Linked DNA regions of Homo sapiens: all the other regions are linked to region 1. A link is a contact called in ENCODE Hi-C or POLR2A ChIA-PET data. All regions are on one chromosome and are shown on one strand. The core of a region is the stretch at or near the end of the contact, and the rest is flanking DNA. Distances in the headings are between cores, read along the strand shown. Region 1 holds the start of ZNF800 (zinc finger protein 800). Region 2 holds the start of AHCYL2 (adenosylhomocysteinase like 2). Region 3 holds the start of METTL2B (methyltransferase 2B, tRNA N3-cytidine).

What was found. A loop is a pair of places that touch in the nucleus more often than their neighbours do. ChIA-PET counts read pairs that join two places held with the same protein, here RNA polymerase II (POLR2A). Pooled maps may share reads with other maps.
Region 2: a loop to region 1 is called in a pooled map, with 21 times the contacts of the local background. The contact joins the promoter of AHCYL2 here to the promoter of ZNF800 in region 1. A Hi-C loop is called at or near these places in 9 of 50 pooled maps. POLR2A ChIA-PET finds 5 or more read pairs at or near these places in 2 of 52 experiments (K562 and T-cell).
Region 3: a map of CD8-positive, alpha-beta T cell shows a loop between it and region 1 (11-fold over the local background). The contact joins the promoter of METTL2B here to the promoter of ZNF800 in region 1. A Hi-C loop is called at or near these places in 1 of 168 maps with a recorded cell type or tissue (CD8-positive, alpha-beta T cell) and 5 of 50 pooled maps. POLR2A ChIA-PET finds 5 or more read pairs at or near these places in 1 of 52 experiments (naive thymus-derived CD8-positive, alpha-beta T cell).

What each region holds. Positions count from the first base shown.
Region 1 is chr7:127,391,436-127,393,993 of GRCh38, forward strand. ZNF800 (zinc finger protein 800) reads right to left here and starts at 1,273. Exons shown (of 6, transcript NM_176814.5): 1 at 625-1,273; 2 at 62-180. The coding sequence starts at 122. RefSeq lists silencers at 433-832, 1,233-1,632 and enhancers at 728-1,228, 1,073-1,202, 1,943-2,072.
Region 2 is chr7:129,223,746-129,226,303 of GRCh38, forward strand. AHCYL2 (adenosylhomocysteinase like 2) reads left to right here and starts at 1,285. Exons shown (of 17, transcript NM_015328.4): 1 at 1,285-1,694. The coding sequence starts at 1,332. RefSeq lists an enhancer at 789-898 and silencers at 1,179-1,248, 1,369-1,618.
Region 3 is chr7:128,475,466-128,478,023 of GRCh38, forward strand. METTL2B (methyltransferase 2B, tRNA N3-cytidine) reads left to right here and starts at 1,283. Exons shown (of 9, transcript NM_018396.3): 1 at 1,283-1,410; 2 at 1,617-1,708. The coding sequence starts at 1,301. RefSeq lists enhancers at 1,120-1,169, 1,390-1,559.

The sequences.
Region 1 (2,558 bases), core at 23-2,522:
AAAGAGAAGGCAGAGTGGCTCTGATGGAGGGCAAAGCAACTGCGGACGAAGAGGGGTCTACCTGGTTCACAGCATCCGTGATGATGGTGGTCAGTCTGACAGTATTTGTCCCTTAAAGGCATTTTCAGTGGACTCGACCTACTTTGCTTTCACTGTAAGAAGCTCTTCATTGCGGCGTGGCTGTTGAAAGAAGCACAAACCCGTCACTCGCCCTGAACTTCCTGGGGGGCACTGGCTGCATTTTCCAGATACGTTCCCATCATCAGCTCTCCGCTTTCCCTCCACGGACCCGCACCTCCCTCTCGAAAAGAAAACAGAAAGACGCACAAACCCTCCTGCAGCCCAAACTCCCCACACAGGTTCATCGCCCTACCCGGAAACGCAGCCTCGGGTGCGCAGCGCAGGGCGAAGGCCTGGCCGGCAGCGCGGGCGGCTGCGGCCTCGCCGTCCCGGGCGGGCGCGCGGAAACGGAGCGCAGAGCGCGGCGGGCACCGCCGGGCTCCGGGACTACGGAGGTGCCGCTCCCGCCGGCTGCTGGCCCACGCCGCGCCCTCCCGCTACGCACGTGCGTTGGGGTCTCCCTGGCGGAGACCCCGTCCCCACAACCAAGTGCGCCCAACTTACTCAACTCTTAGGGCGGGCCGGCGGGCGGGCGGAAGGAAGGAAGGCAGGCCGGGCGGCCGCGGGGACAGCCTGGCGTGGGAGGCGGCTGCGGGCCCCACCTGGCGCAGCCTCCGCTGACCACGCGGGGGAACCCGGACTCGGGCCCGACGCGCTCCCAAAGAGTCCCCGCCGGCGCTGACGCGGAAGCGCCACAGCTCACCACGTCCCTCCGCGGGCCGAGACGACTGCGGCGGCGGCTCACGGCGTCCTCCGCGCTGTGTGGCTAGGCGGGAGGCGCGCGGGCGGAGGCAGTTGACAGGAGGAACCGCCCGGCAGCAGCTGCCGCCGCCACCACCGAAGGAGCCGGAACCGGAGCGGGCAGGACCTGAGGCTTCCCTCGCCGGGGCAACGGCTGCCGCCGCAACCCGGGTCCCACCAGCGCCGCTCCACCTGCAACGGTCCCTCAGGCTTTAGGAGAGGGGCGGAGAAAAATGGGGGTCTCCCCCAACCTTGGGCCTTTTCGGTGGTAGTTGTTGTTTCAGGAAACTTTATTAAGTCAGCCTCTCTTTTACTCTGTCGCCCCCTCCTCCGGAGAGCCCGAGCTACCGCCGCGGAGCGCGTAGGAAGGGGGAAGCAGAGACTCTCCGGCAGCGACAGGGAGCGACTGACTGACCCCGGACGGAGATGGGGCGAGGGCAGGAAGTGACAAGCTCACCGAGTGGGTGGGGGGAGTGTGGCCGGCACGCCCGGGAGCGCCGCGCGCATGCGCCCGGCCGGCGCCCCCGCCTGTGGGTAGGCGACGCGCTGTGCCCGCCGCGGCCGGTGGGGAGGGGACCGGGGCCGCCGGCGCGAGGGCCGTGTCCGAGGGGAGGGAACCGGGGCGGGGGACACCAGGGCCGCGGCCGGAGTCTCGGGCCGACCGAGAGCCGAAGCCCAAAGTGAGGTGTGAGGCCCGCGATGCGGCGTGCGCGCCCACGGAGACGGGCTGCTCGGCCACCAAACTGTTGCTCTCGCTGTTCTCTGTTCAGTGGAACTGAAACTCGGGGAGGGTTGGGAGAGGACTTAGGAAGCGGTGGGCAGATGTATGAGCCATAAGTAGTGATGATCCCCAAAAGGCTGTCAGTGCATTGCTAAATGGCAAAAGTTGAACATTTTTTTCCTGCCAACAATTTTCGAAGCATGCCTCCCGGAACTTGGGGATTCTTTTATCAGGCCCAAGGGAGGGAAAGCATCTATTGGTAGCAGATGGGTATTTATCCTGGCAGCTCCGCTTCTCAAACTTGAAAGTGGAGTTGGGTCACGTGGGCTCACGCACTTTCCCTCCTCTTCTGCGCCCCGATCCTGCTTGGAAAATCCTCGAAGATCCCAGTCATCTGTCAAATTCTGCCAACCAAGGGCCGCTTCTTGGGGGCGAGAGAGCCGCCTCCGTTGTTTCCTCCCAGCTCCTGGAACGTAATTCTTGCTCTTGGTGACATCAAGCAAATATGTGTCCACCGCCCGTCAGGAAATTTTAAGAGAATAAAGCCCATTCGCCTTGTCTCCGATCCTCCCCAAGATCCACTGAAAACCTTTCCAGTTGGTCCAACTTAAGCTGCCATTGTGCGGGGTCCTGAAAAAACTGAAGTTCAGTAGATAGACTTTGTTTAGAAGAGAAAAAGTTCAGTTTTCAAAATCCAAAGGAAAGTTTGTAAATTGATACATTTGTTACTTTAAAAATGTTGGGCCAGGCGCAGTGGCTGGTGTTTGTAATCCCAGCACTTCGGGAGGTCAAAGCGGGAGGATCGCTTAAGCCCAGGAGTTAGAGACCAGCCTGGCAACATGGCAAAACGCCCTCTCAACCAAATAAAAAAAAATTAGCCGGGCAGGATGGCGCGTGCCTGTGGTCCCAGCTACGGGAGAGGCGGGGGCGGGGGGCGGGATGGCTTGGGTCCAGGAGGTGAAGCGTTTGCATTAGG
Region 2 (2,558 bases), core at 35-2,534, 1.8 Mb after region 1:
CACTGCAGCCTCTGCCTCCCAGGTTCAAGCGATCCTCCTGCCTCAGCCTCCCAAGTAGCTGGGATTTCAGGTGCCCGCCACCACGCCTGGCTAATTTTTGTATTTTTAGTAGAGATGGGGTTTCACCATGTTGGCCAGGCTGGTCTTGAAGTCCTGATCTCAAGTGATCTGCCGGCCTTGGCCTCCCAAAGTGCTGGGATTACAGACGTCAACCACTATGCCCAGCTGGCAAACGATTTTCAAAGGCTGTAACAATTGCTCTATTTGTTGGACATTAGTTTTAGACAGTTTTTTGTTATTAAAAAGGACGCTGCGGTGCATGTCTTTTTGCTTACATCCTCTAAATGTAAAATTTAAAAATAATACAGAAAAGTACAAAGTAAAAATCACCTTAAATCCCATCACTTAGGAAATTAACTACTCATATTCACTATTCATATCCCTCTATGCTGATATATGTATCTGAATTTCAGATGATTGCCCTATTAGAATTATAGGTGAAAAGATTTGGCCTCGTTTAAGGCAACGTGTAATTCCTCAGCCTTGAATTTTGATCTAGTGATACCTAACTTCTTTGAGGAATGATCTTAGCTTCCAAACCCAGAATGTGACAGAAAGCGCCACAGCAAGCAAGGTCCTACTTTATCCCTTCTAAAAACAAAGCCACTGAAGTTTGGAAGGGTGTTGAGTTCTCAATATCACAAAGAAAAATAAAGCCACTTCCAGCCTGGAGCCGCCGCTTCTCCTTTAAATACTCGCTCACGTGATCGCAGACGGGCACGCGCGGAGGAACTTCACGCTGTCAGGACAACGAGCCATTCCTCTACCACTTCCCCTCCCCTAAGGCTTCTTGGCGTTCCCTCCCCGGAAGTCACAACTCCTCTGGAGACTTTCTCTTCCTCATCCCCTCCGTCGAGTCACCTATCCTCACTCCTTTCTGTTAGCTGCCGGCCCTAGCGCTCCCTCTCCTCGGCTGAATCTCACTTAGTGGAGGAAAGGCTGAAAGGACTACAACTCCCAGGGGACGCTGCGGGCCCCGCCCATGGGGCGCGCAGTGTAGGTCGGGGCCTGAGGTCCCACGGTCTTCTCGCCGCGTGCGGCCGGGAGCAAACGCACTACAGGTTCCGTGGCGCCTCGCGCGAGGCCAGACCGGGACGGGGCGGGGCGGGGCTGGAGGGGCCGGGACTGGCGGGCGGAGAAAGGGGGTGGGAGAGGAGGCGATGGAGGGGAGGAGTGGGGACATGGGGGAGGGAAGAGGAAGGGAGGTGGGAGGCGGGGCCGACCAAGAGCAGGAGCTGGAGTCTGAGCCGGTGGTTGCAGCGGAGGCGGTGATGTCGGTGCAGGTTGTGTCAGCCGCGGCTGCCGCCAAGGTGCCTGAGGTGGAGCTGAAGGACCTGAGCCCCTCCGAGGCGGAGTCGCAACTAGGACTGAGCACGGCCGCCGTGGGCGCCATGGCCCCCCCGGCGGGCGGTGGAGACCCTGAGGCTCCAGCTCCCGCCGCGGAGCGGCCCCCGGTCCCCGGCCCGGGCTCGGGGCCCGCCGCCGCTCTCAGCCCCGCCGCCGGGAAGGTGCCTCAGGCGTCGGCCATGAAGCGGAGCGACCCACATCACCAGCACCAGCGGCACCGCGACGGCGGCGAGGCCCTGGTCAGCCCCGACGGCACCGTCACCGAGGCGCCGCGCACAGTCAAGAAGGTACTGGGGCCGGGCTGCCTCTCTAGGAGAGGAAGGGAGGGGAGGGGAACTGCAGATCCTCTCGGCACGGCGGCACCACCCTCCACGCCCTCCTTTCTGATCGCAGGACCGGAGATACCCCTTGTCCCCTTAAACCCACTCTCTCAGAGATGCCCCCCAGCCGGCCCCTCGTGCTGGGAGCGGAGACTCCAGGAGGCACGGCCGTACTTCGCTCTGAATAACATGGAGGTAGCGCTCTCCCCTACTACTTGGAATAGGCAGCGGGAGGAGAGACACCTAATAGTACGTCCCGCGGCCCCAACACGCTCCCGGGTGTGATTTTCCAGCCTATCGGGGAAGAGACCTCGATAGTATAGAAAAACCTTACCGCTCACGGGAGTTCACACAGCAATAAGGATGAAAAGATCTTTAATACTTGGAGAACGAGTAAGGTGTAGTCACCTTGCATAGAAATCGTCAGAGTTGTCTGGTTTCCATACAGTTGATGACTTTCTGCCTTTCTGTGGCCAACCGTGGCCATACAGCAACACGATGCTGTGCCCTTCATTTCCAGCGACTGCGATATTCTCTCTTCCCTGAATATGTAAAAGGGTAATGGAGAGATTCTCCTCACTCTTTCGTGTTAAGAGCTTTGTCCTCCCTGCTGGGTATAGTTGGTCACCAGGATTATTAGGCTGTGTATGAAGAGAATGAATGTCTTATTGATTGCTTTATTATAATCTGAAAGTGATAGGAAGAAATGCTGCTACTTTTGGGAAAGACGATCTTTGTGGGGTTTTCGGTCTTAGGCGTCAGCTTCTTTCAGACAGTTTTGAGGAGGTCTCAGAATACCAAGAAGTAACTGCCTAGGTGGATGATAGCCCT
Region 3 (2,558 bases), core at 33-2,532, 1.1 Mb after region 1:
GGTGGCTCACACCTGTAATCCCAACACTTTGGGAGACCGAGGTGGGCAGATCATTTGAGGTCAGGAGTTCAGGACCAGCCCAGGCAACATGGTGAAACCCCATCTCTACTAAAAATACAAAAATTAGCCGAGTGTGGTAGCGCGCACCTGTAATCCCGGCTACTCAGGAGGCTGAGGCAGGAGAATCACCTGAGCCCAGGACATGGAGGTTATAACGAGCTGAGATCCAGCTACTGCACTCCAGCCTGGGAAACAGAGCAAGACTCCGTCTCAAAAAAAAAAAAAAAAAAGTACTAATTACCAATGTGCTATGTCTAGCACTGCACTAACCCTTTCCTTTTTTAAAAAAATTCATCTTTCCCTTTATTCTGACATTATGACATTAAATAAAGTCCAAGAGATATTGGGCTGGTCCTTGTTTGGTCTCTGCCCTTTCCTTCTTTTCCAAGTGGTATTCATCATGCTTCTCTTGGAAGTCTTCTCAAATAACCTTATGTCTATAACATACTTTCTTCTAGATTCTTTTGAGAGTCTATTTGTATTAGATCTAGAAATAGAAATGTAAGGCTGAAATGTATTACTATGACAAACTGTATGTGTGTATTACAATCTTAATTGTGCTAATAAGGATAATTATAATAAATATAATATGGATGATTCAAAAAGGTTAGATGGTTATAATTAAAAAAAAATTGTCCTTGGATATTCCATTTGATTTGCTAAGCCTCGTGTTCTCTAATTTCATATATCCATCTCCCCCACCCCAACCAAAATATATATACACACTGTGTATACATATACACCCACACTATGAAGAGCTGACTATAGAAGCTGGAAATTGCCCTGTTTCTTTCCGCTGCTTGCTACCTTCTTCAGTTCTGGACATCGGCTCCGCAGTGGAACTAGGTAGCCTCAACTCTTATAATGATTCAAGATTATTCCTGTTTTACAACTTGAGGGAAGCTGGGGAACCTGTTAAGAGGATCCCAGCAATGAACTGGGCCTCAAGTGGAATGTCTCCCACTTTCTGCCTAACCTGCACGTCCATCAGCACCTCATCAATGAGATACGACTCCTCCGGGGAGAATTTCCCCCTGCCTGGTCCCCTTCCCTAGAGAGCCCTTCGCCAACCCTGGGAAAGCCCCAAACGACAGCTCCCGAGCGCCACCCGGACCAGACTCCAGGACCGCCCTGTCCCGCCACCCTTTTTCCCGCCCAGACTCCACGTCTTCTGAAAGAGGGCGTGGCCCGCAGGAAGTTCTCGCGTTACGGAAAGTGAAGTGTTTCCGGCTCCGGTGTCATGGCCGGCTCCTACCCTGAAGGTGCACCTGCAATCCTCGCCGATAAGAGGCAGCAGTTCGGAAGCCGGTTCCTGAGCGATCCGGCGCGCGTCTTCCACCACAATGCCTGGTAATCACCCTGCCCCCTCGCCCGGCCTGTCGCTGGCCGTCTGTCCCGCCGCCTCGGAGCATTCCGAAAAGCCCCTGACCGCCGGCCACGAGTCAAGCTGCCCTACCCGAGGCACTCTCCAAGGGGAGAGAAACTCCTAGGCCAGCGACTCACCCTGCTCGCAGCCAGGACGTGAAGCCCCTAAGCTGCCCGTTTGATTTTCTCAGGGACAATGTGGAGTGGTCGGAAGAGCAAGCCGCGGCGGCGGAGAGAAAAGTCCAGGAGAACAGTATCCAGCGGGTGTGCCAGGAGAAACAAGGTGCGCTTAAATGGGCTCTCGTTGGTATCAACAGCCAGCGTACTGCCGAACGCGCCCTCCCGGAGAGGCCAGGGAACCGCGGCCGCCCACATCCTTTATTCCTGGCCTGATGCGGATCTCAGGAGTAGAGCAGGACAGGGAGGGGATGAGCAAGGAGGGAAAAGGGCTGCATTGTAACAAAATCTTAAGTCGTAGAGGGTTTTTTTAATATATAGTTTTACTTTGGAGGAGGGTAATTTTGTCTTTAATTATGTTGAGTAGATCCACGTTGATATGGCTAGCCAATGACAACTGTGTGGTCACGCGATCATCTTAGAACCTGTACTTTTTACATGATTTGCATTTTCCATGAGGAGATGTTTCCATTGAAGCTTCATTTAAGTGATTAGATTCTAAATATTGTTGGGAGGGGGGCTAATGACTGGTGACTGTGTGTCTATTACTTGTGTGATGGTTATGAGAATTTAGGGCTTCAGTCAAGGAAAGGTGGATGCAGCAGAGTGGAGATAAGTCTGGCCAAAGAAAAGGAGGCCCCTGCTTGAGAGGTTGATGATTTCACTGCAAAATATCCCTAGATAGTAAAACTAGGACTGATTGTTCCAGACAATTGAAGATAGCACTACAAATTTAGTACCTGCTGAAAGAGTTCTGTACAACAAAAAGGTTCCAGTTACAAAACATTCACCCTGCATAGTCTGACAGCAACTAGATCAAAGCAAGTTAATAGTTAAAAGGGATTTTGAAAATCATGTGGTTCAATATTCTCTTTTTATAGTTAAAGACACTTGGACCACAGGACATTAAGTGCTTTTCCCAGAGGTAAGCAGTCAGTAGTAGCAGTAGTGGAACT